Regions from separate parts of the Homo sapiens genome. Here region 1 is linked to region 2. Evidence: chromatin contacts called from ENCODE Hi-C or POLR2A ChIA-PET data. All regions are on one chromosome and are shown on one strand. The core of a region is the stretch at or near the end of the contact, and the rest is flanking DNA. Distances in the headings are between cores, read along the strand shown. Region 1 overlaps RBFOX2 (RNA binding fox-1 homolog 2). Region 2 overlaps TOM1 (target of myb1 membrane trafficking protein).

Region 1 (2,700 bases), core at 84-2,583, 510 kb after region 2:
AAGGGTCCTGAGCAGGAGGGTCTTAGGCATGTTAAGAGAACAGCAAAGAGGCCAGTGTCATTAGAATGAAATACAGAAAGAAAAGGATGGCAGGAGATGAGACTAGAGAGACAGCCAGGTTCCTGATCATGCAGGGTCACAGGATTTTATTCAGAGACTGAAGGGGAGCAACTGTAAGGTATAAGCACAGGAATGACAAAATCAGACTTGCATTTTAAATGATTCACTCTGGCAATGACCTCTAATGAATTAGTTTCCTGAATTTAATCATTCTAATAGTAATAGAGAAACATTTAAGAGTCTGGGGAATAGACACAATACATTGTGATGGCAGAATGCAGCATTTCTCACTGCCTAGAAGAGGTTGAACACTGGAGCCCACTAAGAAAGGTGCTACAATCAAAAGAGCAAAGTATTTACTGCAGGGGAGCCTTGTATTTGTGCCTGGCAAATTTCACATACAAAATGTTGGGAGGAAATGTTCAAAAAAGATTTGACAGTGGTTTGGAAATGTTGAAAAAAAAGAGTGAGGAATTATGACTTCGGAAGGGAACATGTGGGATACCAATAATGTCAGATCCCGGAGAGGAATGGTATACCAGAAGGAGACCAGGGTGGGTAAGGGGGGGCTGTATCACCTAGTATGACTGGTTCCCAGAAACTATCTGTCTACCATAAACAGATGTCCAAGAAACAACCCCTAGGTAAGGAATTACATGATGAAAAGTTCAAATTTGAGAGAGATAAAATTGTTTACATATGGCAATCTGTGTAGATCAGAGTTTGGAATTTCTCAGGGGAGAACAGAAAACTGGAGGAACAAAACCAGGAATTTGAGCTTATGCCTTATCACTGAGAGGAATGAGGAATGTCATTACTGTTCAATATGAAGATGTCTCCTGTAGCAATACAAATTTAAGTAATAGGTTGTCAAATATTAAGCTTACCTAGACTCAATTGCAAAGCTAAGGAGAAAGATAAAGGAAAAAATAGAGAAGGGGGCCAAAAAAGAAAGAGAAAAGTGTGTGTGATTAGGGGGTGACTAAGACGGAAAAAACAATTTAATGAGTCAAGATTGCTCGGATTTCATCATAGCTTCATTTATGAAATTCTGTTTATCTTTTCAAGAAAGCTAAGTAATTTTTAGAAAAGCAATACTTTTCAAGAGACAATCTTGGCCTCAGCGAAGAAATGATTATAACTGAAGATATGGAGCAATGTAGAAGAATTCAGAAAGAAACCAAATCTCTGGAAAAAGTGAGGCTTTTTTTTTTCATTGTAAAGGAACATAAATTCAGTCTCCAACCCACAATCCCCGCCTATCCTCCAACTCCCCAAATCCTGCAAAGCCCATAGAAAGTGGAAAGTGTGCCAAAACAAACAGTGTGGCTGCAGCTCCGTGGATGAAGGGTGGGATAAGGTTCGAGTGGCAAGGGAGCATGACTGGCAGGCAACCGAATGGAATCACTTTAAAGCAGTGCCACAAAATGGAGACTAAATGCTGAGAGGACCTCCAGAATTCAAAGAAAATGGGATATGCTTAGCAAAATCACAGAATAGATTCTCTACTCCAACTCCTTTCAAAAACCAGACAAACAAAAACAGGAAAAGAGAAAATGAAACAAAGCAAAACATACCTGCTCTCTTATCTGTCTTTAATTAAAGCATAAAATACCCTCCCTCTTCTCTTCTCCCAACCACCCAGGAACAGAAGAGCGAACTGGCAGCAGCTCAGGTGAAAGACTTCAGCCTTCCAGCTACAAAGAGGGGAGATAGCAGACAATGGAACTGGTGATTCATTACAAAAGAATACACTCCAGAGCGGCCTGCTGCCACATGGACTCACTGCACTATTTAAAGGAACAGCAACCCCCTTTCCAACCTCCCTTATTCCTAACACCTTCCCTCCTCTTGGTCCTGATGGAAAACAGATTTTGAAGAAAATGCCAGCAAAGCACTGAGCTGTCCAAGAAAGGGAGGGCTTTGTGTTCCACAGAAACTGGCAGTCTTATACCATAGTAGAGTACAAAAATTTTCTTTCACATCCATACTGTAAAATCTTTTCCTCTCTGCCTAGTACACTTTCCCTTTCAACAATAGATAGTATAACTGAATTTGAGTTTGGCTAAACATTTATTTTTTACTAATTAGTGTTGAAGTCATTTGCAATTTTGTTTTTCGAATTTTACACATAGTACAAGAATGATTTATCTTTCCTTCATATTCCATATTGCTATTTTCATAAATATGAGATGCAATAATCTGGTCTATATGCCCAAAAAATAAGAGATCTCAGTGAAATACTCCTACAACATACACATGAACAGCCGATAAAATTAACGTTTTAAGTATCACATAAGCATGTCTATCGGCTATATTAGAATTTTGTGATTAAATTGCCATTTGCTTTTTAGCAGAGCACTGATTACTTACTATAAATGACAGAGTAGTTTGATAATTAAAACAAAAACAGGCCCTATAAAAGTAGAGCATATGTAATAATAAAGCGCATACACTGTGCAAATACTGACAAGGATCTAATATGGTATGATGAAAAAGTCATTCACTGAAAGCCCTTTTCCAACAGCTGAGCAATGGAAACTGGGGACTACAGAGATGGTATCATCTGAAGATGCAAAGAACCTAAGTAGCAAAACAGTGAAAACACATCCATACATCGCTCTTACATTGTAATAAACC
Region 2 (2,710 bases), core at 181-2,680:
TGTAGGATCCTAGAACAAACAAAGGACATTAGAGGAAAAACTAGTGAAACCTGAATAAAGTCCGCAGTTTAGTTAATAGTATTTTACCAGTTTTAATGTTTAATGGTAGTTTACCAGTTTTGACAAATGCCAGACTAAGGGGAAGCCAGGGTCAAGGGTATATGGGAACTTGTGGTACTATCTTTGCATCTCTTCTGTAAATCTAAAATTATTCCAAAGCTAAAAGTTTGTTTAAAAAGACAAAAAATCAGGCAGTGAGAAAAGTGAGGCAAAAACTCGAAATCGAGGTTTGTGGCTAATGGTTGCAGTCATCTAGTTCATTCTGTATGCTTTGGTTGCAAAAATCACAGCATACCCCCAGAAGTTGTGGTTTGTTCAGCCAGCCCCCTTTGCAGACTCAGTTTTTTTTTGACTAAGCAAAGATGGTGGCACAACCTTTATTCTGGAATCTGCACGAAGCCAAGTTAAACCGGCAGCACAGTTGGACATGTTGATGGTTTCCTGTGGATTAAATTTTAGCATCTAACACTTGGAAGTGAAGTTCAAGTTCATGTTTGTAGAACCCAAAAAGCTGTTCCGTGGAACCTTGAAGTCCAGTTTGGGCACCTCACCCTCCTCCAAGGCTTGTGCAGGGGCTGGAGGCCCGTGCATTAGAGATGGCCTCACTTGGCCAGGCGCGGTGGCTCACGCCTGTAATCCCAGCACTTTGGGAGGCCGAGGCAGGCAGATCGTGAGGTCAGGAGATCGAGACCACCCTGGCTAATATGGCGAAACCCCGTCTCTACTAAAACTACAAAAAAAAAAATTAGCCAGGCGTGGTGGCAGACGCCTGTAGTCCCAGCTACTTGGGAGGCTGAGGCAGGAGAATGGCATGAACCCAGGACACAGCTTGCAGTGAGCCAAGATCGCACCACTGCACTCCAGCCTGGGCGACAGAGCTCCGTCTCACAAAAAAAAAAAGAGACGGCCTCACTCTGAGTCATGTGACTGTGGTTGCCTCACTTCCTTTCCTGGCAGGAGCTCAACCGCACGTGCCGAGCCATGCAGCAGCGGGTCCTGGAGCTCATCCCTCAGATCGCCAATGAGCAGCTGACAGAGGAGCTGCTCATCGTCAATGACAATCTCAACAATGTGTTCCTGCGCCATGAACGGTAGCCCCAGCACCTCCCCTGGCCTCTGGCCTACTGCCCCAACCCTCTCCCTTCCCTTCCTCCCTGTTCTCCTGGTCTCATGCCATCTGAGCCTTCTCTCGTCCTCCTCTCAAACACAAGGCAGGCTCCTAAGGGCCTGTGCCCTCAGCTGTCTTCTTCCAGGATGTTTATGAGGGCCCCTCCTTCCAGCCGCCCTGTATCTCCTTTCCAGGGTTAGCGCTGCTGCCTGTGCCCAAGTCCAGCCCTGGGAGATGGTCACAGGTCACAGCTGAGAGCACGGCCCTGCAACCAGACTGGCCTGGTGTGTCCTCGCCCACTCCACCACTTCCTGGTTCTGGGGCCTTAGACAAGTGACTTCACTGCTGCAAGCTACACAAAACATTTCTGGCTAACTTAGGCAGAAAAAGAATTTGTTAGGATAATAATCTTTATTAAATGGGTAGCTTTCAGAATCCAGAGAAAAGTGAAACTGATGTCTCCCAACAGAACAAGAAAGATGGATCCCAGGGCAGCTCAGATGTCTCAGGAGCAGAAATTCCTGGACCATCTCCCCAGGGTGCTGCCATCAATAAATACATCAGCTCAAACACTTGTCCACAAACACCTGTCCACCTTTTTTTTTTTTTTTTTTTTGAGGCACGATCTTGCTCTGTCACCCAGGCTGGAGTATAGTGGCATGATCACAGCTCACTGCAGCCTCAACCTCCTGGGCTCAAGCAGTCCTCCCACCTCAGCCTGCCAGGTAGCCGGGACTACAGGCATGCACCACCACACCCAGCTAATTTTCTTTTCTTTTTTTTTTTTTCTTTTTGCAGAGACAGGGGTCTCACTGTGTTGCCCAGGCTAGTCTCAAACTCTTGGCCTCAAGCAGTCCTCCCTCCTTGGCCTCCGAAAGCATTGGTATTACAGGCATGAGCCACCACACCCACCTGCCCACCTTGTATCATTCTGTTCAAGAGTCACATCCCCAAGAGAGACTTGGATTGGCTGAGCTTCATTGTGCCTACCAGCTGGGGTATGGGAGAGGGCCCTTTGATGGCAGCCCCACCGGGATGATGTGAAATGGGGGAGGAGCAGTTCCTCTAAAGAGTACTTAGGTGCTATTACAAAAGAAGGAGAAGGGCTGGGCGCAGTGGCTCACACCTGTAATCCTAGCACTTTGGGAGGCTGAGCCGGGAGGATCACTTGAGGCCAGGAGTTTGCAACCAGCCAGGCCAACATGGTGAAACCCCGTCTCTACTAAAAAATACAAAAAAATTAGCCGGAGGTGGTGGTGGGTGCCTGTAATCCCAGCTTACTTGGGAGGCTGAGGCAGGAGAATTGCTTGAACCCAGGAGGCAGAGGTTGCAATGAGCCGAGATCGCACCACTGCACTCCAGCCTAGGCGACAGAGCAAGACTCCATCTCAAAAAAAAAAAGGAAAGAGAAGGAGAAGGATTGCTGGGTCTGCAGAAATTGTGTGCCCATCACACCTCCTCTGTATCTGTAAAATGAGGCTTGTGGCATAAGTGAGAGTCCATGAAACAGTGTCTGTAAAGCGCTTAGCAGTCCAGGGTGTC

Evidence for each region. Hi-C counts contacts between places; a loop is a spot of excess contacts on that map. ChIA-PET counts read pairs that join two places held with the same protein, here RNA polymerase II (POLR2A). Pooled maps may share reads with other maps.
Region 1: a loop to region 2 is called in a pooled map, with 6 times the contacts of the local background. The contact joins two enhancer-like sites. A Hi-C loop is called at or near these places in 1 of 50 pooled maps. POLR2A ChIA-PET finds 5 or more read pairs at or near these places in 2 of 52 experiments (AG04449 and PC-3).

The regions. Positions count from the first base shown.
Region 1 is chr22:35,834,683-35,837,382 of GRCh38, forward strand. The region is part of intron 2 of RBFOX2 (RNA binding fox-1 homolog 2); the gene reads right to left. Among named protein-coding and RNA genes, the nearest start is that of APOL5, 120 kb to the left of the region's middle. Within about 2 kb of position 1,334, at least 27 of the 41 ENCODE cell types and tissues checked have a DNase peak (open chromatin) inside an H3K27ac peak, as active enhancers do.
Region 2 is chr22:35,329,330-35,332,039 of GRCh38, forward strand. TOM1 (target of myb1 membrane trafficking protein) reads left to right here. Exons shown (of 15, transcript NM_005488.3): 8 at 1,018-1,151. Among named protein-coding and RNA genes, the nearest start is that of MIR3909, 5.0 kb to the right of the region's middle. RefSeq lists an enhancer at 1,031-1,531. Within about 2 kb of position 1,431, at least 22 of the 41 ENCODE cell types and tissues checked have a DNase peak (open chromatin) inside an H3K27ac peak, as active enhancers do.